2 separate regions of the Homo sapiens genome follow, and region 1 is linked to region 2. The links are chromatin loops, found by intact Hi-C in ENCODE. Cell type or tissue: Caco-2. All regions are shown on one strand. Each heading gives the region's core, and the rest is flanking DNA. Links, peaks and the distances in the headings are about the cores only. Region 1 overlaps MAGEB16 (MAGE family member B16). Region 2 has its middle 56 kb from the start of CFAP47.

Evidence for each region. A loop is a pair of places that touch in the nucleus more often than their neighbours do. Peaks named below come from ENCODE experiments on the same cell type or tissue, not always from the same donor. Only the 100,000 strongest peaks of a DNase experiment are listed, where the experiment ranks them.
Region 1: a loop joins it to region 2, with 3 times the contacts of the local background. A loop is called at or near these places in 1 of 110 quality-filtered maps.

The regions. Positions count from the first base shown.
Region 1 is chrX:35,799,492-35,816,645 of GRCh38, forward strand. MAGEB16 (MAGE family member B16) reads left to right here. Exons shown (of 2, transcript NM_001370158.1): 2 at 2,640-4,281. The coding sequence starts at 2,706. The coding sequence ends at 3,680. Among named protein-coding and RNA genes, the nearest start is that of MAGEB16, 9.7 kb to the left of the region's middle. In Caco-2, for the core only: no CTCF peak of the experiment used is centred there; a DNase peak (open chromatin) is centred at 10,490.
Region 2 is chrX:35,854,972-35,872,125 of GRCh38, forward strand. No RefSeq gene overlaps it. Among named protein-coding and RNA genes, the nearest start is that of CFAP47, 56 kb to the right of the region's middle. In Caco-2, for the core only: no CTCF peak of the experiment used is centred there; no DNase peak of the experiment used is centred there.

The DNA.
Region 1 (17,154 bases), core at 5,790-13,789, 53 kb before region 2:
ATACTGCTAATTTTCTCCTGGGGTCTTAGGGAAGTGAAGGTTTTGTCTGAGTATATTACATCAGGCCAGCAGAAGGAGTTCCAGGCCTTGGCAGGTTTCATTGAGTTCTGTCAGAAGGGAAAATACACTGCATAAAACTGTAGACCCACAAGTCACAGGGAATGTTTGGGAGACCCAAACAGAGATAGCCAGATGAGACATCCACACACTCCTCTATGGTGTTCAGTGAGAAGGAGGTCTTATTGTGAGGGAAAACTTAAGTCAGAAGGATAAGTCCCAGACCATGAAAAAGATCTGGGCCACATATTCTGGAACAGGGTGTTACCATGGGGCTGTTCTCTGTCCCTTTGGTCAGCCCTCGGAGACCCCTGATATGGGGGCCCACCAGTCAGACAACTTCATGTCATCCTTTTTGGTTTTGGGCAAGTGTAGGCCTTGGTTTGAGGGAGCTAAGTAAGGCCATCAGAGGGAAGATTCCCGGGTGCTTAAATGATTCAAAGTAAGGATGTGGACTTAGGACTGAGAGAAGAACCCACCCCAGAACATAGGTGGCCCCACAGTCTCCACCCATGGTGTCAGTCATAGGAGGCTGGATATCTAGATGAAGTGTCCCCTCACATCCTTGGTAGTCACTGAGGGGTGAATCTTTAGCATAAGGAGGGAACATCAGGCCAGCAGAGAGGAGGAGTCTCTCGCAGTGCCTGGAGCCAAATTGTAGACATTGAGTATAGATGAAGGGGACACCCATTCCAGTACATTTGGGATCTCCATGAGCTCCACTCTGCCTCTGAGTTCAGCCCTTGGAAGTCCAAGGCAGGAGTGGGAAGAATTTCCATACTGTCTTCATCTTCAGGGGTCTCAGGAAGTGAGTGTCATGGTCTGAATAGCAGCCTCAAGTCAATATAGGGGTAGGTGCATAAGGGGTACCGAGAGGTTAGGTGAAGACACAGACTTAAGACTGAGAGATGTCTAATCTCTTCCTTTACAGTTGCCACAGGGAGATGAGATTTTTCTTTTTTCGGCAGGAGTGGCATTAGCTATCAGAAGATGGGGACTGAAGCCCAACCAGTAGTCAAAGTAAGGACCCTGAGTGAGGTCTCAGGGAACCACCCATCCCAGATAATGAGGACAGAACGTAGCCCTGCTTAGCCCTGCTGTCGGTTGTGGGAGGCTCTGGGCAGGGCTGTCAGGATGAGATATCTACTTATTTCCTGTTCAGTGAACTCAGGATAACAAAGGTTTTGGTCTAAGGAAGTGATATCAGGTCCCAGATGCTTCCATTAGTCAAGGGAAGGACATTAAGTGAGGCCGATGGGAACACTCACCCCAGAAAAGAGTAATCGCCACAGAGCCCTGTCCTGCTTATTTCATACACTGGGGTCTTATGGAGGTGGTAGTCTTGAAATGAAGGCAAAGGTTCAGATAAGCATTGGATTGGGTGTCCAGGAAGTGCAAGGAGTTAACATAGAGACACAGAGTAAGGACCAATAGGAATCCACTCCAGGATATATGTCGCCAAAGAGCCCTGATAACTTTTTCAGCCAGGGAGCACTGGGCAGGGATCATGTGACAAGCACCCACTCCTCCTTTTTGAGGGTTTCTGTCATGTGAGGTTCTTGATTAGTGTACCTACATCATATCAGATCAGTAGACAAGGGAGGCCGGGGCCTGTGAAAAGTCACAGTAAGGACCCCAAGTAAGGTCCACAGAGGAAAAAGGACACAGGACACAAGGACAAAGAAAGCTTCACAGTGTACAGCCTTTGTTATTAACACTGTGAATCCCCAGTAATTGCAGATAGGTAGTGTCCTTTATCACTTCCTTCTCAGGTGACTCAGGAGGATGAGGTATTCTTGAAGGTGGAGAGTGGCATTAGTATACTGGTAAGTCACCATCACTAGCCAAGTCAAGGAGCCCGAATGAAAACTAAGGGCCACCCACCCCAGAAGAGCAGGGATTCTGAAGACTCAAGTACTGCACTGTTGTCAGCCCTGAGTGGGTATGGGTAAAGCTGTTAGGTGGAGGTGACACCTCACTACCTCCTCCAGGGTCTTGAGGAGGTGGAACCTTTTGTCTGAGGGGACAACATTAGGTTAACAGAAGGAAGGATCCCAGGACCAGCCTGGATTCAAAGTAAGGCACCTGAGTAATAACTGAGGGGACTACCCATACCATTACAGTGCCTCTCACAGAATCTAGGTCCTGCTATCAGCCCTGGTAAACTCCAGGTTGGGTAACTGGAGGAGGTACCTGACACTTCCTTTTGACTTTGGTCTTGGGGGCACAGCCCCACATTACCACAGGGGAAGTGGCACAGGCCCTATCAGGTGCCAAGTTACTGGCACTTCTGGCCATCAACTGATGACATTACCCTCCTCAGAACAAAAGGAGCTGTACTGAGCCCAACTACAAGTGTCTACTGTGAACCTGAAAAATTCTCACGTTGGGTTGGCTGGCTGCACCCTGAGAATTCTCACTTCATCCTTCAGGTTCTTGGTAGACCCAGAAAACACAATATCAGATCTGTGAGGCTCTATAACACTGCTGTCAGGAGAAGTCTATAGGCAGTGGCTTCCATCAGAGCTACCGCAGTTGAGTTTACCAGCTGAGGACATTTACACCCTTTCTCTCTCCCTTAGGCAGTGATTCTTCATTGCCTGCCCTCCTGTCCACACTCCTGCCTACTGCCACCCACAAGGGTCATCATGTCTCAGGATCAGGAGAGTCCACGATGCACACATGATCAGCACCTTCAGACCTTCAGTGAGACCCAGAGCCTGGAGGTTGCACAGGTCTCCAAGGCTCTGGAGAAGACCCTCCTCTCCTCCTCCCATCCTCTAGTGCCTGGCAAACTGAAGGAAGCTCCTGCTGCTAAGGCAGAGAGTCCTCTTGAGGTTCCTCAGAGTTTCTGCTCCTCTTCCATTGCCGTCACAACCACCTCATCAAGTGAATCTGATGAGGCTTCCAGCAATCAAGAAGAGGAAGATAGTCCAAGCTCCTCAGAGGATACATCAGACCCCAGGAATGTGCCCGCAGATGCTCTCGACCAGAAAGTGGCTTTTTTGGTGAATTTCATGCTGCACAAGTGTCAGATGAAAAAGCCAATAACAAAGGCAGATATGTTGAAGATTATCATCAAAGATGATGAGAGCCACTTCTCTGAGATCCTCCTGAGAGCTTCTGAGCACCTAGAGATGATATTTGGCCTTGATGTGGTGGAGGTGGACCCCACCACCCATTGCTATGGCCTCTTCATCAAACTGGGCCTCACCTATGATGGGATGCTGAGTGGTGAAAAGGGTGTGCCCAAGACTGGCCTCCTGATAATTGTCCTGGGTGTGATCTTCATGAAGGGCAACCGTGCCACTGAAGAGGAAGTCTGGGAAGTGCTGAATTTGACGGGAGTATATTCTGGGAAGAAGCACTTCATCTTTGGAGAGCCCAGAATGCTCATCACCAAAGATTTTGTGAAGGAGAAGTACCTGGAGTACCAGCAGGTGGCCAACAGTGATCCTGCACGATATGAATTCCTGTGGGGCCCAAGAGCCAAAGCTGAAACCAGCAAGATGAAAGTCCTGGAGTTTGTGGCCAAAGTTCATGGGTCTTACCCACATTCTTTCCCATCTCAGTATGCGGAAGCTCTGAAAGAGGAAGAAGAGAGAGCTAGAGCCAGAATTTGAGTCAGGGCTGACTCCATTTCCACAGCCACTGTGAGTTCCAGTGCTATGTCTGGTAGCTTCTCCCATACCTAGTGAAGACAAGGATAGATGTTTTATGTAACATTTGCAGAAGGCAGTTAGTGTTCAAGGATGCAGGTCCAGGGTGGGGCTGGAGGAAAAATAGTATATATCATCTATATCCCTATTTTGTATGTGTAACTTGACAGTTTATTCTTTTATTTTTTAATGGCTATATTATTCAGATGATGTTTCTTTTAATAGAAGTTTAGGTAGTTTCCAGATCTCTTAAGTTTTGAATAATATTGGTCATCCATTTAATGTTTTTCATGAGGTTTAGTGGCATATGTTTTGCTGATTTTGTAAAACAGATTGGGAAACCATCTATATTGTGTTCTGATATAGGATGACATGACATTACTAAGAACTCTGCTTTTAAATATCCGTTTAATGTTTTGCATGCAGTTTAGTAGCAAAGGTTTTGTTAATTTTGTAAAACAGATTAGAAAACCATCCATCTATATTGTGTTCTAGTATAGCATGACATGACATTGCTAAGAACTTTGCTTTAAAATATTTGGAATAAAAAATAGATAAAAGATGATCAATGTATTTCTTACTGAATACCTTTTAGTTTTTTGTTTTGTAAAATTAAATGATATATGCATTAATTTGCTTAACTTAGAAATATCCGAGAAATAGATCTCCATAAATTGCACAGGATCCTCACTATCTCTTTTATTCCCCAAACCTTAGTTAAGCATTTGCTCTTTAGTAATAATCAGAATAATACTGGAATGCTAGGATGAACAAAGCCTAGGACCTCTCCTTATAATTCTAACTTATAGGAACAGAAATCTTACAATGATGGTTGTGGGATATTTTCTGATATCTAAAGGACAAATAAAAGGAGTTAATAGGTAAGTTGGGGGGAATCCATATGAGACTGTCAAATATAGATTCCCTGAGGCAAAGAAATTTGGGGCTTTGAGAGATTAAAATTCTTTCAATGAGTATAATTTTTAATTTAATTCGGGTGTGGTGAAAGATGAGGCTGAGAGAGTGGTGATCAGGGATCAGACCTCAAGATGGCTTGTCTCAGAGTTGAGACCCAAAAGCCTGGTGTAGAAAACTCCTCATCACAGTTACCTTGGGATCATGGTTTAACCAGAGACAAATCACCCAGGGAAGGAATGGAAACTGTTCTGCTCTTATCCGTATGTCACTGAACATAGTTCATAATTAAGTCTTGTTACATGCATTGTCTCAAGGAGTTTCTGAGAGATACCAGTGACACTTTCTTGAGATGAAATACACAAAAGCCACTGGGTTGGTAGTCATTACCCTGGGTAAGAAGAACCAAGTACCACTCCACTTAAGGGATATTTAGAATAGGTTATCTTCAATATATTTTAATTACTTACTCTAAAGAATGTTTATATTTTTGGTGGGGGTGAAATAAATGAAAACACGGGTAGTTTGGATGGAGGCGAGGTGTTGGTCCTTGTTAACTGTTCTAGGAGTTGCATCAGCTAAAGAAGAAACTCTCGCCCTCATGATTGAAGGACATAACTTCCGAATGGAAAAAAATGGCTGAGATTTACTTTTCAAACAGCATTTGGTTGATGTGATATTTCATTTTCTATAGCACTTCTTGTTCTCCTCTGAGACATACTAGCTTGGAAAACATCACTAGTGGCAGGTAGGGTCAGTGATGAAAATAATCACGGTAATAACTGCCTTTCATTAAAGACCCAAGATATGCCAAGCATTGCGCCTGATGCTTTTCATACATTGCATTCTTTCCAACAGTTTTTTATCACATGCATTAACAAACTCACCCCTAGGATGAAGAATCTAAGATTCATAAAGCTTGGGCATGTGCTTGAGTTCACAGGTCTCATATATGACAGACCTGAGATTAAACCTGTGGTCTGAATTCTTCTAGAGCCTACTCTGTTCCACTTCTCCATCCTAATGGCCAGTCTTCTTTTTTCTTGATTCAGTTGTCTTTTCACTACTACACAGTGCATCTTGGGATAAAAAGGTCCTTCCATCTGAAGTACCAAAAGCAGGTGTAAAGAAGAAAGGTGAAAGTGATAACCAAATAAAATTTGAGGATTGTCTGTGGGCTTCATTTACATGGGATCCTGATGCCCTTAGCCCCAGGATTCCTTTAAAGTTACCTTTGCCCAGGGGCTGGCATTATCCAGCTCTAGCTCTTTCCTGCATTACCACACCCTTCCCCTGGGTTTTCTCTGATGTGCACTCTTGTCCAAATGGAACCCTGACCTGCTGACTAGCTGCTCACTGTGTCCTCTGAAGGCTGCACCCTGCTCCCAGTGGAACAAACCGTCCAGAATCACCTCCCTTCCCCCGACTTAGGGTATCCAAACTCCCAGGTAGGCCCATTCCTCACTTTAAAACCCCTCTGATAGCAATATCTTGTTCAATGCAAAAGGTCATTTTGACAGTGAAATTTAGACCTGTTCATCACCACTAAACATCTCCAACACATTGTCAAAATGATTTGCAAATGAGCTAGTGAATTATAATCTGATTTGGCAAAGCATCTACTAGTTTTGGGGCTATATCCCCAAGAAACAGGATTTTGAAAACCACCCTGATATTTGCAGTAGAATTTTAATGGGATTTCTTGTTTGACACAGTCTACTGGCCACATAAACCAGTGAGTGAGCTTACCTTAGTGCTTAAAAGCCAAAGCTTCTCCTGTAAGTAGCACATGAGAAAAGATCATCAAAGTAACTATGCAAACATCTGTAGTATATCAAGTCCTGAAAATTCTGGAGTCCTTCTAGACAGTAGAATATAATTTCTTGGTAGACATGATACCATTGGATAATATTAATTGATTAATTTGACTGGGCGCTGTGGCTTATGCCTGTAATCCCAGCACTTTGGGAGGCCGAGGCGGGTGGATCACGAGCTCAGGAGTTCAAGACCAGCCTGGCCAAGATGGCGAAACCCCGTCTCTACAAAGAATACAAAAATTAGCCGGATGTGATGGCAGGCGCCTGTAATCCCAGCTACTCGGGAGGCTGAGGCAGAGAATTGCTTGAATCCGGGAGGTGGAGGTTGCAGTGAGCCAAGATCGCACCACTGCACTCCAAAAAAGCGAGACTCCGTCTCAAAAAAAAAGAAAAAAATATTTAATTGATTAATTTTTAAAAATCTAGGTTTTCACTGTACATAACTGCACCTGTGCTGATGTTCAGGCATTTTTAGTCAGGTGATAGATAGCAGAGAATCCTAGGTCAAGGTTTTGTCAGTGCACCTGTGGGAAACCAAAATAGGCCACCCCAATATATATTTCTTTGACATATTTGGAGATGGCTAGTCAGAGGAGCTGTATAGCTCTGAAAATAGCTCTGAAAGGCTGTCCTTTCTTAGGGAAGATTTACACCTGTAGAAAAAAATCTACATTAGTAAGGCGAACGGGATGCTTGGCAGAGGCTTTCTCTGAGGCCCCCTTATCTGCCTAAGAAGTTTGTAAAAAAGATTCACTCACAGAAAAAGGAGGCTAAAGGTCTGATAACTTTTAAATCTCTTACAGAGAAACTTTTGCCACAGGATACATCTATTCTTTCTTAGGACTAGTACCTAGGACACTATCTGCCTAACAAGAAAGCCTTTGCTTGCCATGCTTCTCTTCAACCTTACATAATTTCAAGGAGCTTCAAGCCCCTACCCCTTTCTGTATGGTATAAAAACTTCAGTTACCTGGCCCTTCTTTGAATTTCATATTTTGTGTAACAGCAGTGCTCTTGCACCTTAATACATTTTTATGAGTTTTTCCTGTTAATCTGTTCATTGTCAGTTTATTTCAGCAGAATTAAAGACTCAAACCTTCAGAGGAGGAAGAATAAATTTCCTTCACCCTTACCTAAAGTAATGAGAAAATTCTCAGTATACTTTGATTATAGTGGTCACTGAAAATAACAGCGCAGAATGGTGCTTTTGAGTGAAATATGGTAAGCCCATACTGTAGATATTTACAGGGTCCTTTTGACAAATAATTGTGATGCTTGTTTGTTACATAGTAGGAGAATCACTTGAACCTTCTAGGCGGAGGTTGCAGTGAGCCAAGATCATGCCGCTTGTTAAAGGATACTAAATATGGTCTGAAAAGGACTCCATACTTCTATATTTGAGTCCTTGTGGATGAAGTGTAACCTAGCTTAATAGACAAAACTGAAAACCTAACTTAGTAGTATGCCCCTGTAACAAAAGCTGAGTGTTGGCTAATCCCAGCAGCCATACTTCAACCACTCATAGACTGCAGAATGTTCAAACTGCATTCAAATAAGCCAAATGCCGAGTTGTAACCAATCTCACTGTTTCTGTACCTTACTTCTGATTCCTATACGTCACTTTACCTTTTTGTCTATAAATTTGTTCTGACCATGAGGCATCCCTGGAGTCTCTGTGAATCTGCTGTGATTCTGCGGGCTGCCCAATTCGTGAATCATTCATTACTCAGTTAAACTCCTTTACATTTAATTCGACTGAAGTTTTTCTTTTATCACACTGCACTCCAGCCTGGGCAACAGAGCAACACTCTGTCTCAAAAAACAAAACAATTCTAACAATACAGATAAGTCACAATTTCTACCTGTATGATATTCCCTCATAATTCAGATCCATCCTCAGAGATAATCACAATAAATAGGGTATATCATTTTAAAGCTAATGCTAGGGTTTCTCATACATAGAGGTGCTATAAAAATATATTGTGATTATTAATCATAATGGCTAGTGAGGTGCATATTATTTTGCCATATTATTTTGCTACTTCATAACATGAATGCAGGATCTTTCTATGATAACACATTTAGATGTACTTCACCTGTGGAACTACCCAGTAGCATGTATGTGCCATGATTAATTTAGCCATCTCCTTCCAGTGTGCACATAATTAGTTTACTCATTTATTGCTATAACTTACAGAACTGAAATATTCTGAACATAAAATATTAAGCTAAAGCCTATTCTGATAGCAAAGTGGAAATTAGGTTAAAGTGGGTAGTGTGTGGAGATTTTAAATTTGTATAAATATTACAAAAATTTCATCCCCCAAATGTTTACCCATTCATATTCTCACAAAGCAATGCATGTAAATATTATAAATATACATATTTTATTTTATAAACCAAAATGCTTAATTTTAGTGCTTCTCAAATTAGATTCAATTAGAATGACCAGGTGATAGGGAATGGGGCCAGATGAGACACTCACACTTAGTATTGGATGAGGATCCAGGGGGAAATCAATTTTCAGGGTTCATGAAAGAGACCACATGAACCACATGAACCACATGAACATCAACAAAACCAAGTCTAGAGAGCCCAGAGCAGGATGGTAGTCACAATTCTGAATGCAGATGATGTGGTTTGGCTGTGTCCCCACCCAAATCTCACCCTAAATTGTAATAATCCCCAAGTGTCAAGGGCGGGGCCAGGTGGAGATAATTGAATCATGGGGGCAGTTTCCCCCATACTGTTCTTGTGGTAGTGACTAAGTCTCACAAGATCTGATGGTTTTATAAATGGGAATTCCCCTGCACAAGCTCTGCCGTCTGCCATGTAAGACGTGCCTTTGCTTCTCCTTTGCCTTCCACCATGATCATGATGCCTCCCCAGCCATGTGGAACTGTGAGTCCATTAAACCTCTTTCCTTTATAAATTACCCAGTCTTGGGTATGTCTTTATTAGCAGCATGAAAACGGACTAATACAGCAGAGTTTAGTGTAGGATGGAGAAAGGACTAGAAGAGAAGGTGGGGGATCTGGGTGGAGGGTCCAGGGCAACTCAAATGACTAGGTTTGGGGAATCTGAATCACCAGTAATAGCTAGATGTGGTATGGTTATGAGAGTGGACAGGTCTACTGGATGACAAAAAACAGAGGCATTGCAGACACCCATCATCCTTTAGAATGTCTCTGTCTACTGTCAGGCAAAGTATAGTTGTCTCTTCTGCAATATCCAGTAATGTTATTGGTCATTTCTAGGAAAGCTACATGTCTTGACTTCTCTGTTTGAACACTTGCCAGTTTTTCAGGACTTGGACCTGTCTTGATTCATGCTGAAAATGGATATTTCATCCTTTGTACAGTAGACCCTCTCCACTGTGATCAGAGATATGAAAATGGTAGTGAGTAATGAAAGACATTTGAGACACATCAAAAATACCAATGAGCAGTGGAAGGCAGTATCCAACTGCAAGGAGGAAATTAGAAAGGATTTACCCTAGTAGTAATGTTTTCAGTTTCTTTGTAGATACTGGGCTTGGTATGGACATGTCTCTTAAAACAATCCAGACAGAGTTAGACCCTGTGAAGACTGTACTCTTCCTTTCTGAACTGACTAGGGGAAAATGAGATGTGAGGGGCCCAATGAAGGAATCATCACACATATTACTCAGACAAAACTAGGGTCCACCTGCTGGGTCTCACAGTCCAGCAAAATGCAGACAGACTGGGAAATAAGAGAGTTTACTTCTGTAACCAGCCCCAGGGAGAAGGTTAGGGAAATTCACCAGACCAACTCAAAGTTACAAGTTTTTCTTCAGGATTTATATACATTTAAGCTATATGCCTACATGCGGGTGTGCATCTACAAGCAAGAGTGTTTTACTGAATCTATAGCTAATCTTTAACGAGGGTCTGGGGTCTGGTAAGTTTCTCTAGGGCCTTGGGAAAATTTCTTAATCTTAAGTGGACCCTGGTACCAGGTGTATGTGTAAGAATGCTTTTATCATTGGATCAGACGTTAGGGTCTGAAAAATCCCAGACAGGGTCTTAATGGGTTTGTTTTCACATTCCAGCCCTTGTACTCAGGCACCAGTTTCTCCAGTTCTTTAATGTTTAACTTATACATTCATCAGAGTTATAGTAAAGGGTTAGTGGAAACTGGCTTCTCTAGTTGCTAATGGAAACCTGGCCGGCCAAAATATCACCTTATTACAGGCATCTCTAACTCCAAGACACTGCTTGGGCCTGGGGAGGAGAGATCCATAATTATATTTTCAAGGAAAGTTTCCCAAGGGAATTCTCAAATTAGGTCAGCAGTTACAACTTAACACATTGAGTTTCTTTCTTGGATTCAGAAGAACTTGCCAAGTGGTAAGCTCCAAATTTTGAGTCTTTAAATGTGAGCCTGTGGTACTTTAATTCACTCATTCTTTCATTGATTCATCTAGCAAACAATGTCAAACATATGCTGAGGGTGCATCATGGACCATAAATGGGAATGTGTTGAAAGATGAAAATCACTATTTTCAAAATTCGATGAGAACTCCGGTAATTACCAAGGAAACTTACTGTGTTTTTGCTGAAGTCTGACTTTGACTTCTCTGAAGATTTGGGCATCACAGGCTGCTCAAATACTTACAGGTATCATTTATAAAAGGAGTAAGCTTTTTAAAATTAGTTAATTTATTTATATCTGATGTTCATTAAGATGCCAGATAATTTTAATTATCATTTATCTACAACATATTTGTTGCCACTTTCCAATTTTAGGAAAGAAATTTTGGAAATCATAGTAGAGTCCACATGAACTGTTATTGTTTGATACTCTTGGAGCTCTCATAACCAGCCCTGAGATCTTAAGGAAGCCACTAAGTCTTATTACATTTATGACAAAATGACCTTGAATATATCTATTCCACCAAACTTTAGTATTTCATGAAGCAGTAGTGACAGGTGGTTAGAAAAAAAAGCGAACTATTCTATAGAAGCATCCCAGCATTAAAGAAATACATAATTCAGTAAAAGAATAATGACAAGTAGACAAACCACAGTGTTATTAGGTAAAAGATGGCAAGGTATTCAAACAAAAGTTCGAGGGAGGAAGTGACATTTGAAATAGGCCTTGAAGTATGCTAAAATTTTGAAAAGGTTGTTTTTGGGGCAAGAGAAAAGTTATATTCCATCAGAAAAAGAAAGTGGTGTAAGGCAAGGAGATAGGTAAGCTAAGTGTTTTTCGGGAAAAAAGAAGTATGATTTGAGTCATCCATAAGAAAAGAGAAAGCAAGTAATGAGTGATAAGATTTAGGAGTGCTGGGGCCACATTATGAAGGGCTTGAATGCCAGGATGAGGGGTCTTATTTATAAACAAAGAATAACATGACAAGCATACCAATTCAGGCAGATCAGACAGTAGTATTTGGGGGAAGTACTTTTCCCAAGAAAGCTGTATTAAAAAGCAGAAAAAGTAATTATACTGATAAACAAGATAAATTAGAGATTGGGACTGAAATGCGTTTGAGCTGAAATACAAAAAGGCAGAGAAATAATAGTAGAGATAATAAATGGTCACAATATGTACTGGAGCCAAAAAAAGGGCTAGTATCAGAAAAGGGGGGTGTTCTTTCTATCAGTTTATACAGTGCCTAAGGTCTTCTAGAAAGGAAAGAGCTATATGCTCACTTTGGCATCACATAAACTAGAATTGAAATAAACAGACTAGAGGTAGTGGGGGAAAATTATTACCTGCAAAGTATTAACATTGCTGTGAGGCAGGAATACAGAGATGTATACATTGCCACCAATTCAGCCACCAACTCTGTCATTTTCAAAGTACAAGGAGTTCTCTGCACTCCATGAAATGAAGATCTACTATGTCTTAATGACACATAATCCACTTGCCAAAAAGAGTCCGGGTCTGACCTTGAAAACCCAAATAGTGTGAGAGCCAAGCAGACCAAAAGAAGTGTCATGTGGAAATAATACACTTGACTGTGATATTTGGCATCAATTAATGGAAAATAATGTTCTCTCTGATAATCTGCGGATCTACACTTCCTCATATACTCTTCTTCTGCAGAAGAAGAGAAGGGTATATTCATTCTTGTTTTATTAATAGGAAGTAAAGCTTACCAAAGGAAGAAGGAGGTTGTTAGCAAGAAAATAGGAAAGTGACCTGTTCTAATAGAGAGGAAAGCAGACTGGGTATGATTTGAAGAAAATGGGGACACACCTAATGCCAAAGTATCTTCTCAGTATTCTGTTATCTCACATTTATTCAATAGAGACAATATTAGACAACAGACATAGAGAGATTATTTCAGAAAAAATCAAATTTTTTTTTTTTTGAGATAAAGTTTCTCTCTGTTACCCAGGCTGGAATGCAGTGACGTAATCATGGCTCAGCTCACTGCAGCTTCAACCTCCTGGGCTCAGGTGATTCTCCCATCTCAGCTTCCCCAGTAGTTGGAACTATAGACACATGCCACCACACCTGGCTAATGTTTTTGTTTGTTTGGTTGGTTGGTCGGTTTCTTTCTTTCTTTCTTTTTTTTTTTTTTTTGAGACAGGATTTTGCTATGTTCCCCAAACTGGTCTTGAATTCCTGGACTCAAGCAATGCACTGCCTCAGCCTCCAAAAGTGCTGGGATTACAGGTATGAGCCACCACACCCAGCCAACAGCAAAATTTACACTTATATTTTAAATTTTGTTTGATTCTCAGATTTACTTTTAAACCATTAAGAGAAGGAGAAGTTAATTTCAAAGTGAGAAATGTGGCCCTGCTGGGCCTTGTGTGATGAACCAGCCTGCAAGTGTGAACCAAAGAAATCAATCTTAGGTGATGGGAAATGTGTTTATTGGAGCAAGAGGTAACATTGTTACTGAAACACCGGGGTTTGGTCTAGGACCCATCATTTGCCACACAGAATGCCAATCGCTGAGACAATGAGTATTTACCAAGGACGAAGGCTTTAATTGGTATTGCAGCGGAGGAGAACCAGAGATCTATCTGAAATAATCTCCCTGAACCAATTAAAATTGGGTTGTTATATAGAGAGGGAGGTGGGAAAATTAGGGAAAGGTAAGGAAGCAATCATGATGGATAAGAGGTCTGGTGTCTCATTGTCTGGATGTGGTGATCTGATTAATTTCAGCTCCTTGCCTGAGGGACGATTTTGTGAGGAAGGAACTTAGGTAAGACAAATGTAAGTTTCAAGTTTTAAGACCAAGAGGGTCAACTTCTATGTTTATTTGAAAAAAAAAACAGTAAATATCAGTTCTATGGGACAATTGGGTCAGTTTCACCCCCCTTTTCTATTTTTCAATTTCTCAATCATGGGAAATCTGGTAGTCAGTCTTTCTGGGTGCTTTATGCTGGGGAGGGGCATCGTGGGATAATAATGAAGAATAAAACATTACCCCTGTAACTGGAAGTACTCACAAGTATTTGGTCAGCATTTCACTTATTGGATAGCCATGATCTGGGTACATTTATCTTTATTTTGGAACAGCTTACCATATTCACTGAGATGATTAATAACACAGATAACTCAAATTTTAAAAATACCAAAGCTAGGGTCTTTGGCTGGTCTTTGAATAAGTCCATCTGAGGGTTCTCAAGACCATGTCTGTTTCCCCTGGAAGGATCCCAGAGGGACTGGTTTTACCTGAATATAATACATAAAGCCAGTTGCCCATGGCTTGCATATGAAGTATATCAACTGCTTCATCTGGGGTGCTCCACTTGACATTGATAAGTGAAGTTGGTCAGTTCCTTTTCTCAGGGTAAAAAGATCTTACAGCGACTTGTGTCCAGTCCATGAGGCTGGCTATTTTCTCATGAATAACCTTCTGTGTGTCTGAGTCTTATATACCCATCTGTGATTGTTCAATAGAGAATTATGTGTCCTGCCTCAACCAACACATGCTCTTCCATTCTCCAGCATTTAAAACCAAAGACATTGCTTCCAAATTAGTTACTCTCATAGTCCATTTTAGAAAAGGTTTCTCAGGAAGCTGATTATACCAGTCTACAAAATGGAACAATTCTTTCACATTATATCATCTGGTTTCAATAGTTATTGAAATGTTTGGCTCTGCACTTTTGCCACATTGACTACCTTGTTGGAAACCATAGATTTCAAGAGGCATTTTCTGGTTCCCTGGTGTAATTTTCCCTTTTGTGGGTAGGCTTGAGGCTAGTAATCAGAGCTCAGACAGACCCATATCTGAGCTTGGTCCAGGCTCAAGGCTTAATTCAGTATTCTCTTTACTTTCATTTTATCCATTATAGATAACAATAACCAAGAGATTGAATTTCACTTTTTCCTCATTAGTTTGCATTTCCTCATGCATCTATGAACCATCTCTCAAAGAACTGGATCCATCTTTAAATTTTATTGATAACTTAAACCTTTAATAACTGAATGCAGAACAACTGAGGCTCCATACCATGGATGATCAGGGTGCCACCCAAGAATCGAAGGTTAATCTAATAGCAAGTGTACTATGGTTTTCTTCTTAAACATATTTTTTCTTTCTGTAGTACCCCATTTATACCAAAGACAAATCATAGTAGGACTAATTTATTTGAAAAATAAGTTTTAGTCTTATTATACTTGGCCTGATCATTTGCATAAAGCACAGCAATAATTAATGTCCATGTAGTCTCTTTTAAATTGTTTTTGCTGGAACTTTTTATTTTTATTTAAAATTTATTTCAAATAAATTTATTTCAGATTAAATTTTTAAAGGCCTCTCAAGTCCAGCCAAGGATTTTCTGTGCCTGCAGATATCATTATGAATTTAGTTAATTCCTCTCTTCTCGAGAGGAATTTACTAAATTCCCAAATATTATTCCCAAAATAACTCAAGATTCTTGGGCCTGTCAGAAAGTGACATTATTTACTTACCACAGGTCAGAAACCCTACTAAGGAGCTTGTGTAGTCTTTCCAAGGGACTTTTATCAGCTCTATAAGTCGACCTCAATTTCTCAAAAAATTCTGCTCATTTTTGAAAATATCATTCCAGTCAAACCCTTGGTAAAATAACCAGTGCCTCCAATTGTGTCCTTTCATTTAAAAAAAAAAAAGCAGATTCTTATTGAATGTATGCAAATAACTATTTTGCTGTGAATTAACCATATTCACAAATAGTTTCAGAATTCTGGGGAAATCAGGCAGAGAGAAAGAGAAATATACTTAAAATTCTGTTTTCAAATATATATTCTACTCAATTGTTAAAGGTTATGAATAACTCAAAAAATCTTTTCTTTACTCTGAAAACAAAATGAATTGGCAATGTCTCAAACCAAAAAAGCCACAAAAAATATTTCAGTCCTCTATTAGTTCAGTGCCTGCATTTAATTCTTGTTCTGCTTCATATTAGGTTAGCAATCTTTATGAACACATCAGCATTTTAATTAGAGTTTTGGAAGTTTTCTCTCTAGTCCAATGGTACAATCTCCAATATTACCAGAAAACTGTACTCAAGAGTTATTTTCATGAATTCCCCTAAAGAAGTAGGTTTTGGACTGTAGCTAACTGAAAGCTGAATTTTTTTTTCTTTTTCTCTTTTCTTTTTTTTTTTTTTTTTGAGAAAGGATCTTACTTTGTCACACAGGCTGGAGTGCAGTGGTGTGATCACGGCTCAGTGTAGCCTCAACCTCCTGGGCTCAAGTGATCCTCTCACCTCAGCCTCCTGAGCAGCTGTGATGATTGGCACACACCACCATGCTCAGCTAATTTTTTGTAGAGATGGGGTTTCATCACGTTCCCCTGGCTGATCTTGAATTCCTGAACTCGAGCAATCTGCCCACCTTAACCTCCCAAAGTGCTGGGATTACAGGTGTGAGCTACCTTGCCTGGCCAGTAAGCTGCTTTTTTGAGAAGAATCAAAGTAAAACAATAATTGTAGAAGACAAAAGTCTTAGGACAGCCATAGTTAAAGACACAATTGACAAGAAATTTTGGTTATTTCTGTGACATACAACAATTTAACATAATCATCATAATTAATATTAGCAACATATCAGAATTTGATATGTTGTTAAGACAACTAATACACATCAGAATTTTAGGAAGCTCATACAGTTTTGTAACACATATTAATAACACATTTATATAAATATAACCCAAAGTAAGTTAAATATTATTTTACATTGGACAATACTTCCTGTATAAGTTTAACATACCAAAAAAAGCCTAATATGTCTCTCTTTGGTTTCTATTATCTAAAAAATCTTGGACCCTATTATCTAAAAAATTAGATTAGTTTGAAGTCAAAAAGACTGAATTTAGAACATTAAATTTTTGCTTTTAGAAAGTTTGTCAAATATCAAAGGTACAAAACATTTGATATCACAAAATAGCATCACAGGTCACTCATTTAGCCAAAATGATACTTCAAAGATTAAAAAAAAAAAAGAAACCTTTATTATTTAATAGAGATGAGACTCAGTTTCTAAAACAATAAAACCTAAGAAAGCATGAAGCCAACTAAATCTGTCTCTCTCTTCCCTTTTACCTGCAGTTTACTCAAAAGGTAAACAAAAATCTTTTATTATCTCTTATTAATATTACATGAAAATTTTGTTCAAAAGAGAACAAATCTCACCTGTGTGTGATGTATCATTAATGTTAAAGCTAATTTTTACAAAACCTGTTGAATAAATCTATCTAATTTTTATCAGTTTAACCACAAGGTAAT
Region 2 (17,154 bases), core at 2,979-10,978:
AACTCCCATGCCTTAGTGCATTTTTTTCTTACATACATAATGTAAGAAAAATTAAAGTGTGATCATCCAAATACATTTCAGAACACATTAGCAATACATGTTTATGAATGAAACTCATAAGCTATATAAATCAGTAAGTCATTTTACATTGCTACTATGAAATTCTGATTTATTTGTTTCATTTTTAGCTATAAAATGTATCAATTTTAATATATCATCCCAATGTTTATGTTAATCTTAACCAACACTTGTATATTAAGTAACTAATATTTTATTTCAATGAAAGCATCAAAGAATGTAAAAATAACCTGTGGAGGACACATTGAGACCATGTGAACATCCCTTTCCTTATCAAACTTTCATCCAGTGGCAATCATTATTTTCTGATGTTGCAACATGCAAGAATATCTCAGTCTCTTGTGAGGGCATCATGATTCATTTTACTAATATATTATTAGACTATTAAAAGATGTGTTACGTGTAATGAATCAAATCTGACTCAAGTTTCTGGATAATGATGTAACTCTTCATTTACTTCTACTTTTATATACTCACGAGGCTGTTTTGGACTTATCTCTATTTCTTGCTGCGAAAAAAAAACATGCTTCTGAATGCTACAAATTAATTATGGGATATGCCTGAAGCTGCAGTGGCACCCATTAGATTTACATTAAGGCAGCAGGCATTAAAAGAATCACTAAATATTAGGTTGAACAGTACAAAATGGTAAACTACAAAAATGGCAGTTTCATTTAAGGCTGACTGATTCATTTGTGTTCCCGAGTTTAATGCACATATACACAGACACAGATGCACCCCCCACATACACACTCACCACATCCTTCTCTCCAGGCCCAAGCATACAATACTATCTCAACTCTGTTTTCTAATTATCTCCACAGCTAGACTGTAGGAAAGAAGTCAGTGTCTTCTATAAAAGGACAAAGCAAACAAAAATACCTAAATAAAAAATAAAAAGTAAATCAATCCACAATTTCCAGGTACACAATAAAGTATAATCAATCAAATACAAATGATAGTTTTAAGAACCATAATTTTGAAATTGAATGATACAATGACCATGTATAACATATTACAGAAAGTGTGTAAGGAACTCTTTTTCATCATCTAACTTATTGGAGAAATAATAACACTCAAATCTCAAATCTCTCAGCTGTTAGTGAAGTTAAGAGACTTTTATCCTTGTCTTCCCAAATTATTTTAGGGATGAAATTTTGAAGTTCTATCTTAAATTTCTGTGATAAATGGCTTTATAATTGGAGTATTTTATTCATTCTCAATGGCTTATGAAATACTATGATGACCTGTCAAAAATACACCATGTACTCTAAGATTGTAGTGGTATGATATATCTTTCGATCTTAGTGAAAGTTTTGTTCTTATGTGTATTACCAGAAAACGGGTTTTGTGTTCAAAAAGCAGTTCTATTGAAAATCGCTTTAATTCATAGAAATAGGGACAGAGCAAGAGAAAAGAGCAGGGCTTTATGGTGTGGCTTTTAGGAGCAGGTCTCTCTAGTTTTACTACAGTTGCCTGTCTAAACTTTTTTCCTCAAGGCTGCTGAACCAAAGATTACATGTTGGCAAAACTAAAAGATACTAGAAAGGGTTAAAGAAAGAGTTCACTGCTTTCAATGTGTAGGGCCGAATAAAATGAAAAATAGGAGAAGAAAAGAAGTTGAGTCAACCTTTGAAATTGCTATTCATTGTGAAACCAACTACCACCACCATCACCATCCAAAGCAAGTGCTTATTACTATTATTTTAAAGTGAAGACTAACAATTAGTGAAATGATTTTGAATGACTATACTTGCTTCAGGCAAAGTTACTGCAGAAAACAAACTTCCCTCAGCAAGCTTTCTAAAGCAGCTTGTACTACTTACATGTATCCAAATATATCTCAATTTAATGACTGGTAACAACATTATTTGCATGCAACTTAACCTACACAAAGAGTTAATTATTATGTTTATTTAAATATTTAATGTTTACTATAGCTAGTTTTTTTTTTTTTAGTTAGCTAAATTTATGGGACAAGTGAATTTTAATTCTGGTAGTGTAATTAGTATATTTATAACAGTACAGTTTGTCCATAATATTGCAGCATTCAAGAATGTCTCTACCACATTTGAAGACATCAATAGTTGTTTTGCCAGTTGTGATAGACTTCCAGAGTTTTTATTCATTTATTCTTTTTTTTTTTTTTTTTTGAGACAGAGTTTTGCTTTTGTTGCCCAGGTTGGAATGCAATGGCGCAATCTCTGCTCACCGCAACCTCTGCTTCCTGGGTTCAAGCGATTCTCCTGCCTCAGCCTCCTGAGTAGCTAGGATTACAGGCATGTGCCACCATGCCCGGCTAATTTTGTATTTTTAGTAGAGGCAGGGTTTCTCCATGTTGGTCAGGCTGGTCTCGAACTCCCAACCTCGAGTTTAATGGCTCACAGAGATTCATACGTTTCTCTATAATAATGTAGCTTTTACTCCTCTGTATTTTACTATCTCCGAGTGAAAAAGAAAAGAAGTAGAGTGTAGTTATTCTAATGGGCATTGCAATAACACAGACTGCTATCTGTAGCCCTGAAAGACATCGTTATTTATGAACATAAACACTTCTAAACTAAGTGTTAAACTGATTTAGTGCCCTAATGGTTTTAACTTCATCTGAATGTGCCTGGTCCATGCAAATGTATATCTTCTAATGGTTTCATCACAGCAGAATAAATTCTGAGAATTATTTTTTATAGCACGAGTCTACAAATATTCACCAAGGTTAGAAATATATGTTCACTTATCAGAAGCTTGAATTTGTGTAAGTTATTTTCACAATAATCATCTCATCTGTTAGATAATAATCTGATAAAATAAACAAAGGCTGCAATTTCTATAAACATTTGAGAAATCTGAAAATCTCTTTTAGGGCCTACCTTTACTATTTTAAAACATTATCTTGGATAAATATCTGTCAATACATATTTTCTTTTCAGGAGAGTGTACTTACAGAAAAATTCTATAATCTTTTGTTAACACAATTTAAAATACTGTTTCCAGGAATGAATTATGCCAAAAGTGAAAAATTGCCATTCCCTAAATATACTTAAATTTGGGCAAAATTGCATGTATGTATGTGTACATATGTGTGCATATACTCTAGATTTATATACTCTTTTGTCCTAATGGATGGATAGAAACACACACAGATACACACACCCGCACACACACACACACAGACACATAGAAAGAGAAAAAGAGAGAGGTGATTACATAAATATACAAGGGTAGGACATAAATTGTAAGCATTTGTAAAGGTACACAGATTACTTCAAAAGAGTAAACAGTACTGCATTAGGCCCCAAAGAGAACTTCTATATATGTTAGATTGCTCTGGTAGTGCAATCAGCTTTATAATGACTAATGAAGTTAAGTCAAAAAATTATCTGTAAACCATAGGAACCATTAACAGTTCTGCTATTTGCATCCTTACATCTTTAATGGTTAATTCCAAAGAATTCTCAGTGGAGGCAATAGTCATTAAATATATTATCTGAATCATTATCTGCAACCTGCTGATAACCAAAAGCTAAAAATCCCACAGTGATGACATGAACCCATATAAACACAGCAATCTCATTTTCATTAAGCCATTCCTTAGAAATGTGTAATGTACTTATTTTAGAAGAGAGCCAAGAACTAGCTAAAACATAAACGAAGTAATTTTTATGGGTTATTTTTATTTTATCTCTTAAATAATTTCAGCATGTTTTTTAGTGGGCATTTTTTCAAAAAGAAGAAGAGGTAGTTATGCATTGAAGTACCTATAATTAATCTATTTGAATGCAAGGTTTTTTAAATAAATATATTGTAATACAGACTAAAGTTAGAGCTGACCGTACAAGTTATTAAAGGAGGCTATCAACATTGTGTCATAATGGAATTCTCTTTGATAGAATCGTTATTAAAAATGTATTTTTCTCAATCATCTGGCCAAATCTCTGAACTCTCACCATGAAATGTTCTTTTTGATTAGAGCAATGACAAAGCAGAATTTTTTTGTTGACTATAAATCACTAGCTTGGAAGCTAAATACCGATGCCTGAGCCAGGGAAATGTTATCCACTGGGCCACAATAAAATCACCACAGGAACTTGGGAAGCAACAAGTTGGTCAGGCATCACTTTCCTAGGGAATATGGTTGCAGAAGGTGAGGTCAGCTGCAAACTCCTAGTAATAGAAGAGTGACTTAGAAGAGAAGACAAAAAGAAAATTAATCAGAAACTGTGTTATACCAAGTACAGCCAAAAACATCTTTAGCTTATTTAATATTTCAAAGTTACATGATCTCTTTCAAGACATTATCGTGTGTGTAAGGCCAGTGATAGGAAAAGAGACAAACTGTATTGGTATTGCATTGTTCCTTTATAATAAGAGGTCAATAAATTTTTTTTTTTTTGAGACAGAGTTTCACTCTTGTTGCCCAGGCTGGAGTGCAGTGGCGTGATCTCAGCTCACTGCAACCTCCGACTCCCGGGTTCAAGCGATTCTCCTGCCTCCGCCTCCCAAGTAGCTGGGATTACAGGTACCTGCCACCACACCCAGCTAATTTTTTGTATTTTTAGTAGAGATGGGGTTTCACCATGTTGGGCAGGCTGGTCTTGAACTCCTGACCTTAGGTGATCCTCCTGCCTCAGCCTCCCAAAGTGCTGGGATTACAGGTGTGAGCCACTGCGCCCGGCCAGAGGTCAATAAAATTTATCAAAAACATCTCTGCTCAATATTAATAGCAGACATTCAATGGTAGAATTACCAACCAGTTTCCATCATCTGTGAAAATGATTACCGATTTCTGGCCTGAAGACACCCGAAAAGCAGCAAATATGTAAGAAGCAGTTGAGGCTCTCCATGTCCTTACGCACAGCAGTCAGATAAATAACTTGCCAAAAACCTGTTTTTAAACATGATCTTATGGCTATTAGTGCCTTCTTTAATAGTAAATACACTGAATTTTTTAAACATTTTGTTTTTATCTGACACATTATAATTGTATATATGTATGGGGTACAGTGTGATATTTCGATAGATATATACATTGTGCAACGTATCAGGGTAACTAGCATATCCGTCACCTCAAACACTTGTCATTTCTTTGTGGTGAGAACATTCAAAATCCTCTCCTCTAATTATATTAAATTAAGTGTTGCTGAGTTTACAGTAACTTTTGGTCATACGTTTTCTCACAACAGAGAGTAAAATAAAGTACTCTCAGCCGGGCGGGGTGGCTCATGCCTGTAATCCCAGCACTTGGGGAGGCCAAGGTGGGTGGATCACGAGGTCAGGAGTAGGAGACCTGTCTGACCAACATGGTGAAACCCCGTCTCTACTTAAAATACAAAAACAAAAACAAACAAACAAAAAATACAAAAACGGTGGCACGTGCCTATAATTTCAGCTACTCGGGAGGCTGAGGCAGGAGAATCGCTTGAACCTGGGAGGTGGAGGTCGCAGTGAGCGGAGATCGCGCCATTGCACTCCAGCCTGGGGGACAAAAGAGAGACTTCGCCTCAAAAAAAAAAAAATTCTCTCATGTAGTTGGTTTAATGAATGGTTTGAGGTTAAAAGTGTCTGCAGAACTTGTAAAACATGAAACCGCTGCTCTTCATATTGAATATATAGTCTTAAACAGAGCACACCAGGCTCTCATAAGTTTATACAAACTGGGATGAAAATAAGAATGGAAGAAAGGAAGGCATCGCTACAAGTATTAAAATAGAATTTGGAACTACCTTTTGAATTTAGTAGCAGAAAAATGAATTCAACTTCCTCCGTTGATGCTTCTTTCCATAGAATTTACTTAAGTAAGAAGAGACAGAATGGCCAATCAAAGACTTCATATCCTTCCTAAACCTGTGAAGCCTTTAGGAAAGCAGTTTCTTGGCACGCCAATCAAAATCTACTAAGTATAATTGTGAAACGCCCTCCTGAGTAAAATATCTTCATTTCTAGATCTTATTTGTAAGTGAACTCTACTGCATAGGTCATATGTTACTTATCTATTACAGTAAATATTATTTGAATACTTAATGACAGGTGATCTAAAATGGTATTTAAAACTGGTTTCGTCGAGAGATTAATGCAAGTCAATAATAATTTTATTTCAAAAGTAACAAGAAGAATAAGTCCTCTAAGATTATTTGAAATGGCATTCATCTTTAAATAAAATCCAAAGATCAAAATAATGAATTTTAAATAGTCTGCTAAAATTCTGAAACACTTTTATCAAAGCACTTTTTAAATCTGGTTTCTATTCGGTTGGAATAGTGAAAATGTTCATGCTGTAGGTAAAGGTTAAAAAATTAAATGCTGAAATTAAATAAAATTAAGGATATTAAAATAAGATCGTTCAGTATATTTAATAAAATAATTAAATAAGGAATGGAAGAAGTATAGCTAGTTTTACCTTAGATGGAAATTTATAAACAGAGCAAAATATTTCCATTAGTAGTGCCATATTCTACCTTTATTTTTAACCCGAAGGAAGTCAATGAATTATGATTTCTTATAACACATCTAGTAAGCATAAAAAGTAAGGCTGAATTTTTCTTATGTGAAATGCCCCATACTATAGAAAACCATAGTTATAGAGAACTAATAACTAAAATATTTAAACCCATGCTATGATTAAGAAGAGATACATTAGACCCTTGGTGTGCTAGTAACATTCTATTTCTTGACCAGAGTTGTGGATCCAAGAGCATTTACTTTACATTGGTTTGTTAAAATATTCAAATAAGTTTTATATCATTTTCTTTATTTTGCTTCCAAAAAAACTTTTAAAAGCAATAAACTGTAATAACAAAAAAACTGACTTGTAAACCAAAATGCCTTCAAGATCATATTCCTGTGATACTTGAAAATTAAAACTGATATGGCTTCCACTAAATATAAATTTAGAAATAATTGAAAATTTCTTTTAATCAAGTAAATGTTTTCTGAAATACTCCTGAGATTTCCCACTGCCTACCTTTTAGCAACCATCATGCTAAAATTCAAGATGTCTCCTTGATCATGGGCAGCAGATCTGAGCTAAAAATGGTGTCCACAAGATGAAAACATCCTAAAGAACAGCTGTTCTTAATCAGTGAAGGGCGCTTTGAGTATCTCAAAAGTTGTTTTTCACTATCCGGTAGGGTCCCTTAGAGGTATATGACTCACTTTACATACTGATTATAAGTATATTTTTAATCCAAACATCCCAGAAAATCATACAGAGAGTGGATATTAATTTACCTACATTACACTTATTAAGCTGTTGCGAGCATTAGTGCATTCACACTCCAAGTGATTTGACTCTGGGGGTGATTCATTCTCTGCTAGTGTTCTCAATATGATGCAGGTTTCTACCTCCTTCAAAAAAAGCAGGAAGAAGCACGTGTAAAATACTTTTAAAATACTAAATTCTGACCTATTATACCCAGGTACAACCTTCACAAATACCTAAGTATATACTGAATACATCTAGGATCAACTTCCATTGATTTCTTGTTTCTAGTTTAGTTTTATAAAGCTTTTTTTTTAAATAGTAAGATTTCGCTTTACAAAAGTGGCAATTCCTGATCATATTAATGAGACAAGCATAACAAGCTTTATTATGCATCAAAAGTGTTTATAATGTTATACAAGGCTAACAAAATGCTTCTGTAGTATAGATAAACACAGTATGATTATAAGTTTTAATATCAGATCTGCACATTCTAAAATACATTTTCATCAGAAAATGTTCAGCACATTTATGATAAACACCAAGTATTGATTTAGCTTTAAAATTATAATGGGATGGTTAAAACCTACTAATGAGTAAAGTATAATTTATACTTTGTTTATTCTTTAAACTATGTCTAAACTCACATATCGTTATCTGTGTATACACGGTTCCTTTTTATTGTTACCTGCTTCAAAGTAAGAATGTGTAGATGATTCAGTATTTTAAAACCAGCAACTTCCTAAAGTAAACAATAGATGCCTACTTTCTTTTTACAAAAAGGCCAAAAATTCAGCTAAACCATATCTTACCCTTGATTAGAAAGACTGCTAATTATTATAGGTTTTAAGGGGACAACTTAATCAGGCACTACCTAGTAGTTTGTGTACCAAGCAATTCATAGAATAGACACTTCAGTGGCAGCTTTTCTGTTAATGACATTGAGGCTTTTGAACACCAACCAATTACAAATGTGCAGGACCACTGCTCCTGATGTCATAACCATAATAACTATGTTCTTTATACATACAATTATGTTTCTTAGAAAAAAAGAGTGATATTAAAAAAATTAACTTCCAATACCAATGAATCCTACAACGTATAAGGAACTACAGATAAATAGTACAGGCTCCTGAAGGACCTCTGCCATGCCAGGGCATAGCCCTTTAGTCACTAGGTCCTGAATGCATCCAAAATCCAGAAGGAGTGTTTGATGCAGCTCAGGCACTGGATGTGGGCACTGATGACAGTGGCTGCTTATCAACCTGCATAGAAGTACAAAGATTTTAATTTATTTTTAGAAGCTTTTTCTAAAACTTTCAAGATTTCATCCACTGGTTAGGACATACCATGGTGTGCCCTCTGATCACTAGCACTGATTTTAGTTCAAGCTTGTCTACCAGACATTCCTGCATTATTATTACTGTACATTTCTAATTTGCCTATCATTTAGAACATGAGTGGTTTAGCCTCCATTAAAACACCAATGTTTTAGTATACATGTAATGAATATTATACCACATAGCATAAAATGACTTGAAAATAATTTTATTCAATTTTCTTAATAAACTGACTATTTAATGGCAATAAAATTATGGTTGCTAAAATTGTTTCCCATGTGTTATAGGTTAGCAATACCAAAAACACTACACATGTAAACTAAATTTAATAATTAAATAAGTGGATGGCGGATGATAAATACAGGTTTCTCAGTGTTGGAATGGGAGGTTACAGACAGGCAAGGGACAAAGGCTAGAATTAGCCATGTGATACTGGATTAGAATTGGAGATATTAGAAAGAACTTATGTTTAGCTTAAAATAGTTATAGGTTGATTCATACATTAATATTTATAGGTATATTCATATGTAGGCATTGGTATAGGCACATATATTTTCTTGCTCTGTCAGCTGAAAAGGTCTAAAAGCATTGACACCACCAAGCAATGAACACACCTACAACTCATTCTCCAATAAATAATTACATTCTCCAATAAGAGGAACTAGAGTTTCTTAGAGAAATGGCTGGCTGATCTTGAACTGGAACAAAAAATATGCCTTATGAACAGGAAGTATCTTATAGTGATACAAAGTAAAGAAGCACAGTATTCAAAAATAGCAACAAAGGGAAGGGCATTAGAAAGAAACACAGGAGCCAGTATAAAGAGTTTCCAGCCGGGCGCGGTGGCTCATGCCTGTAATTCCAGCACTTTGGGAGGCCGAGGAGGGCGGATCACGAGGTCAGAAGATCGAGACCATCCTGGCTAACACGGTGAGACCCCCCCGTCTCTACTAAAAATACAAAAAATTAGCCAGGCATGTTGGCAGGCTCCTGTAGTCCCAGCTACTCGGGAGGCTGAGGCAGGAGAATGGCATGAACCTGGGAGGCAGAGCTTGCAGTGAGCCAAGATAGCACCACTGCACTCCAGCCTGGGCCACAGAGCAAGACTCCGTCTCAGAAAAAAAAAAAAAAAAAAAAAACAACACAAAGAGTTTCCAATGACCAAATCTGGGACAATTTGAAGGATGAAATGAAGTAGTGTAAAATTATACCTAATTATGTAAAATAAATGTTAGAGTTCATAGTGATTTATGTTTTTGAATAAATGAAAAATAAACAGGATAATAGACAAATCTCCACTGAACAACAGTTTTGAATAATATATGTAGAGAGTATCCTGAATGTAGAGACAGTGTTTGATGTACACCTCTGCCTGCGCACTGAGAATAGCCAGTTGGCCCTGTGCTGCAATAAGCATGTGGCTGAGTTTCTCATGCATGAGATAAGTTTCTTCCGTGGACTAAACAATTTAGACAACTGATGAAGGAAATGCAGATTCACCATGAAGTCTCACAAAATTAGTTCAAAATAATGCTTTCTGTGATATTGTTATAAAAATGAATACCAAACAGATTTATGCAATGAAAATCCTCAGCAAGTGGAAGACGCTTTAAAAAGCAGAGAATGGGCGGGGGTCGTGGCTCACACCTGTAATCCCAGCACTTTGGGAGGCCGAGGCAGGTGGATCACCTGAGGTCAGGAGTTCGAGACCAGCCTGGCCAACATGGTGAAACCCCATCTTTACTAAAAATACAAAAATTAGCCAGGTGTGGTGGTGCACACCTGTAATCCCAGCTACTCGGGAGGCTGAGGCAGGAGAATCACTTGGACCTGGGAGGCAGAGGTTGCAGTGAGCTGAGATCTTGCCACTGCACTCCAGCCTGGGCAACAGAGCGAGACTCCATCTCAAACAAACAAACAAACACAGAGAACGCTCATTTCCAAGGAGAACTTGATGTGTTGGTAAATTGTGATCAACAGTAGATCACTTCATGCTTTTCATCTCAAAAAGGATTTTTCAAGATGCTTGAAATGTTCATGCTTTCAAAATGAAAATCATTTGTACTTAGTAATGCATTACTATGTGAATGATGATTTACTGGCCCTGGTTAGTAAATCTGAAGGCAATCTTCTGAATTATTTGGCAAGATTCTACATTGAGGAAGTGGTGTTAGCCATCAACTTTACTATGTGCACAGAAACGTTAAACCTGATAATGTTATTTTGAGTATAAAAGTTCAGGCCAGGCATGGTGGCTCACGCTTGTAATTCCGGCACTTTGGGAGGCCGAGGAGGGCAGATCACCTGAGGTCGGGAGTTCAAGACCAGCTTGACCAACATGGAGAAACCCTGTCTCTACTAAAAATGCAAAATTAGCTGGGCATGGTAGCACATGCCTGTAATCCCAGCTATTCGGGAGGCTGAGGCAGGAGAATTGCTTGAACCTGGGAGGTGGAGGTTGCAGTGAGCCAAGATCACACCATTGCACTCTAGCCTGGGCAAAAAGGGCAAAACTCCATCTCAAAAAAAAAAAATTAGTTCATATTTTCCTGGCTGACCCTTGGTTATGACTGAAGATAAATGATGAACTGTTTGGTCTCCCATGGCCATTAACATACTTAACTACATAACACCTGAGATTCTATAAGCAATGGAAGATAGCATGGGAAAATACAGCCCAGAATATGACTTTTTTTTTTTCTTGGTGTTGTTGGGGCTCAGAAAACTATGCCCCAAAATGAAGGCTTCAGAAGCAGCCTCAGAAGAGAAAGTTTTTTTCTGACCTTCTCCTGCTCTACTGTCTTTCACTCCTTTTCTCCACAGAGGCTAGCTGTAGAAATCAGAATTCCTCTACCCCAAGGTGGATTTTAGCAATCAAAACCCCTTTTCCCTACAACCAGCCATAAAACCTGAAAATATTACTCTAATTTTCCCTCCACCTTTCTTTGTAAAAACTGGCCATAAATTATCTGACATACATTGACTGTAGGTCGTAAGACCCGCATTCCAGAGAGTGCTCTGCCCCACACCCAGAAGAAAAGAATGCATGCTCAGAGAGGAGAATCTAGGCATACAGGCCTTGCTGGGTTTCCTCACTCAGTATTAGATTATGCCCTTTTTGTCCAACCATATTTTTACACAACTGTTCATACTTTATTGAACCTAAGCATAAAAATAGATATTTTCCCCTCTATCTTTGGTTCTTCACTGATATGGTTTGGCTCTGTGTCCCCACCCAAATCTCATCTTGTAGCTCCCGTAATTCCCACGTGTTGTGGGAGGGGCTCAGTGGGAGATGACTGAATTATGAGGGCGTGTCTTTCCTGGGCTGTTCTCTTGATAGTGAATGGGTCTCATGAGATCCTATGGTTTTTTTTTTTTCTTTTTTTTTTTTGAGATGGAGTCTCACTTTGTTGCCCAGGCTGGAGTGCAGTGGCATGATCTCAGCTCATTGCAACCTCTGCCTCCTAGGTTCAAGCAATTCTCCTGCCTCAGCCTCCCAAGTAGCTGGGATTACAGGCACATGCCACCATGCCTGGCTAATTTTTGTATTTTTGGTAAAGATGGGATTTCACTGTGTTGGTCAGGCTGGTCTCAAACTCCTGACCTCGTGATCCGCCCACCTTGACCTCCCAAAGTGTTGGGATTACAGGCATGAGCCACCATGCATGGCTGAGATCCTATGGTTTTAAAAATGGGAATTGCCTTGCAAAAGCTCTCTCTTTGCCTGCCACCATCCATGTAAGATGTGACTTGCTCCTTCTTGCCTTCCACCGTGATTGTGAGGCCTTTCCAGCCATGTGGGTCCGTAAGTCCATTAAACCTCTTTCTTTTGTAAATTGTCCACTCTCAGGTATGTCTTTATCAGCAGCATGAAAACAGACTAATACATTCACTCTGAAGGCTCCCGGGTATATACGTTAAATATATCTGTATGCCTTTTCTCCTATTAATCTGTCTTTTTTGAGTTAATTTTTTAGCAAAACTTCAGAAGGTGAAGAGGAGCTTTCCCATTGGCCCAAAGTGTCTGTATGTGTAATTGCTACATGGAGGAACAGTTTTATACATAATCATTAATGAAAACTGAAGTAAAGATCATGGACCTAAAAGAACAATTTCAATTCCCTTATCACATCATGGTTGTACCTGTAGAAGCCAGAGAGACATTATTCACAGACTCATCTTCAGAAGAGAGTGTAATCTAGGGCAAAATGAAATTAAGGATTTCAAAAGCATGCATTTTTTGAAGATACAAATTGAGAAAATATACAAGAGCTATAATCAACTTGTGTTTTGGATGTTAGCAATTCTTCTAACACACCCCAACTTTGATATGTATGATGTGTAAAGAAATACTGAAATTCTGCCTTCTTTTTCTTTTACAGTATTTTTCAATTACATTTATCATTCATTGGTTTTACATGCACAATAAAAAAGTGTTTTTTTCCAATTAAGGCTCTCTAAAGAACATGATGCAGTCCAATAAGTACATTAATCACAAATGAGGATGTGCAGCAGAATTGCAGAATTTAGAGAACAGCTTTTGAATTGAAGATTATGTAAGAATAATAAGAACCCTAGCAAGATAAACCAGAACTAAGTAGGAAATGACAAGAATGCACACAGACCTAATAGCCCTTTCCTTGTCCATCTTGTATCATAGAGAATTCAAACCAAGATAAAGAAATTTTATAAATTAAATGAAGATAAAATATAGATGGATAAATAAATTATAGATGAAATAGTTGATTCAATGGGTTCAGGGACAGCTTGAGGATACAGCAACATTTTCCTAAGAACATGGAGATTCCACATCTAGACTGAAGAGAATAGAATAGCAGTACCACACTGTGAGGTCATGTACTCATTGAGCTGTGAGAACTCCAGAAGGACCAAATTTTGCTAATGATGGGTATTTTTTAGTACTTTCACATTCAGACAGCTGTAAATCCCAGGCCAAATGATTCAAAGATGTCTATCAGTAGCAAAAGCTGGCCCTTCAGGAGTTCTCACAGCTCATTGAGTGCATGGCAGAATCCTGTTCCCAAAAGCAGATTTTTGAAAAGCTTAGTGACAAAGAGGAAGTGATGGAAGTGATTATGCAGGAAACTGACTTTATGAAATGGGAAATCCCCAAGTCTGAGATGTTTAGGAAAGTGCTGGAAGCTCAACTTGAGGATGTCATTGCTGAGACTTCAAAGGAACATAGACTTGGTGATCACAGACAGAACGTCTCTGAACAAACAGAATGTTAGCTTCAGGTCTCACAATAAAGCAAGAAAGCCAGTAACCAGGTGCCACTTTAGAATATCGCAAGATATTTCTAAAACAAAATAGTAATTTGAAGAGGAAGTATTACTTTATAAATAGAAATGTGTCAGACATGAGGCCTCTCGTGTTTTAGAAGCAAAAAAACATGCATAAGAGGAGCTGCATGTTTCAGAATGCCATTAGCAGCAAGATATATTAATGTTTAAGGAGAAATTATAAAAGTCTAAAGAAGAATGGCATAATGAAACAAAATGTGAGGCAGAAGACATGGTAAAAGTGTGTGTGTGTGTGTGTGTGTGTGTGTGTGTGTAGAATAAGGTATATGAAAAAGCAAGAGCAATAAGATGTGAAGAAAATGAGAAAATAACTGGTGAAAATGAAAGATTTGTTCTATTGTGGATAAATTAACAGCTCAAAATAGATAACATGAAAATGAGTTTAAGGATTTTGCAACTAAGAGTAGGCTGCCTGCTGGGAAGCTTAGACTGCAGAAACTACTCAGGAGGTCAGTGATGAGAAACATTCCCCCGAGATAGTTTCAAGTTCTTAATTCTAAAATGACCGAGCTCATGACTCCCAGTTCTAGTTTGATATAGACAGTGCTGGGTTCACTCTGGAAAGATCATATTCAGAAGTTAGATATGGCAATAGTGTTAGAATTACAATCTGCTCCTGAGATAGGCAACTGGGCCTGACAGCAAGGTTCCAAAACCTACCGGGTGAAGAAATGATGACAAAGGATTTATGTGTTGGTATGTGATTGTATATTATTTTTGAGCTTGCATAAATACAGTGCTTTATATAAACTTACATCCTTGAAGTAGCTACAAGAAATTGTAGATAAAGAATTGTTGATAATGATCTTTCAAATCCATCACAGTCATGAAAAACTTTTTTTTATTGTGGTAAAATATATATAACATAAAATTTACCATCTTAACTATTTTAAAGTGCATGATTCTATAGCATTAGGTATAGTCACATTGTTGTTTAACCATCACCACCACTCATCTTCAAAATATTTTTATCTTCCCCAGCTAAAACCTTCATACTACTTAAACAATAACTACTCATTGGCCTCTCCTCTCAAACCTTGGAAACCATCATTCTATTGTTTTATGAATTTGACTACTCTAGGTACCTCCTATAAGTGGAACCATACAATATGTATCTTTTTGTGACTGCTCATTTCATTTACTATAGTGTCATCAAGATTCATCTGTGTTGTAGCATGTATAAGAATTTTCTTTTTTTTAAGGCTGAATAATATGCTATTTTATGTATAAACCACATTTTGTATATGTATTCATCTGTTGGTGGACATTTGGTTTGCTTCTACCTTTTGGATATTGTGAATAATGATGTTATCCACATGGGTATAAAAATATCTGCCCAAGTTTATTCTTTCACCTCTTTTGTACATGTATGTACCCAGAAGTGGAATTGCTATATATACTAATTACGTTTAATTACTTTGAGGACCCATCATACTGTTTCTTATAGTGGCTATACCATTTTACTATCCTGCAAGCAATACACAGGGTTCCACTTTCTCCACATCCTTACTAACAAGGATGGGAAGGATGTATTTTATGTATTTGTTTTTAGTTTTTGTTGTTTTTGAGAGTAGCCTTTTTAATGAGTGTGAAGTGATATTTCATTATGGTTTGAATCTGTATTTCTCTAATGATTAGTGTTGTTAAACAACTTTCATATGTTTATAGGCCACTTTTATATTTTTGGAAAAATGTTTATTCAAGTCTTTTGCCCATTTTTATCTGTGTTGTTATTGTTGTTAAGTTGTAGGAGTACTTTTTTTTCCCACTTTTTTTATTATACTTTAAGTTTTAGAGTACATGTGCACAACGTGCAGGTTTGTTACATATGTATACATGTGCCATGTTGGTGTGCTGCACCCATTAACTCGTCATTTAGCATTAGGTATATCTCCTAATGCTATCCCTCCCCCCTCCCCCCACCCCACGACAGGCCCCGGAGTGTGATGTTCCCCTTCCTGTGTCCATGTGTTCTCATTGTTCAATTCCCACCTGTGAGTGAGAACATGCGGTGTTTGGTTTTTTGTCCTTGTGATAGTTTGCTGAGAATGATCGTTTCCAGCTTCATCCATGTCCCTACAAAGGACATGAACTCCTCATTTTTTATGGCTGCATAGTATTCCATGGTGTATATGTGCCACATTTTCTTAATCCAGTCTATCATTGTTGGACATTTGGGTTGGTTCCAAGTCTTTGCTATTGTGAATAGTGCTGCAATAAACATACGTGTGCATGTGTCTTTATAGCAGCACGATTTATAATCCTTTGGGTATATACATAGTAATGGGATGGCTGGGTCAAATGGTATTTCTAGCTCTAGATCCCTGAGGAATCTTTAATATATTCTGTATATTAAATCCTTATCAAATATATAATTTGCAAATGTTTTCTCTCATTTCATAGGTTGCCTTTTCACTCTGTTAATACTTTCCTTTGATGCACAAAAATTTCTACTTTTGATGGTGCCCAACCTATAAACTTTTTCTTTTGTTGCCTGTGCTTTTGATGTCATATCCAGGAAACAATTGCTATATCCCATATCATAGTTTTATATATGGTATAAGATAATGATGCAACAACTTCTTCTTCTCCTTGTCCTCCTCCTCTTCTAACTCTTCTGTGGGTATCCAATTTTCCCAACAGTATTTGTTGAAAAAATTGTTCTTTCCCTATTGAATTGTCTTGACATCTCTTATTGAAAACCATTTAATCTTGTATAATAGGATTTATTTGGAAGCTTTGTATTCTATTCCATTGGCATATATGTCTGTTATATTGCCAATACCACATTGTTTTGCTTTGTGTATCTTTGTAGTAAGTTTGGAAATCATGAAGTGTGAGACCTCAAATTTTGATCTTCTTTTTCAAGATTGCTTTGTCTACTTGGAGTCTGTTGAGATTCCATATGTATGTTAGGATGGATTTTTTTCTAATTTTGCAAAAAGAAACATTATTGGAATTTTGAAAGGATTGCATTGCATCTGAAGATCACTTTGGGTAGTACTTGCATCTTAAAATATTAAGTCTCTTAATTCATAAACACAAAAATATCTTTTCATTCATTTGTATCTTCTTTACTTTCTTTCAGTAGTTTTATAGTTTTTACATTACAAGTCCTTTACATCCTGGGTTAAGTTTATTTTAAATCATTTTATTCTTTTTGATATTGTTGTAGATGGAATTATTTTAATTTTCTTTTTGGATTCTTGAACTG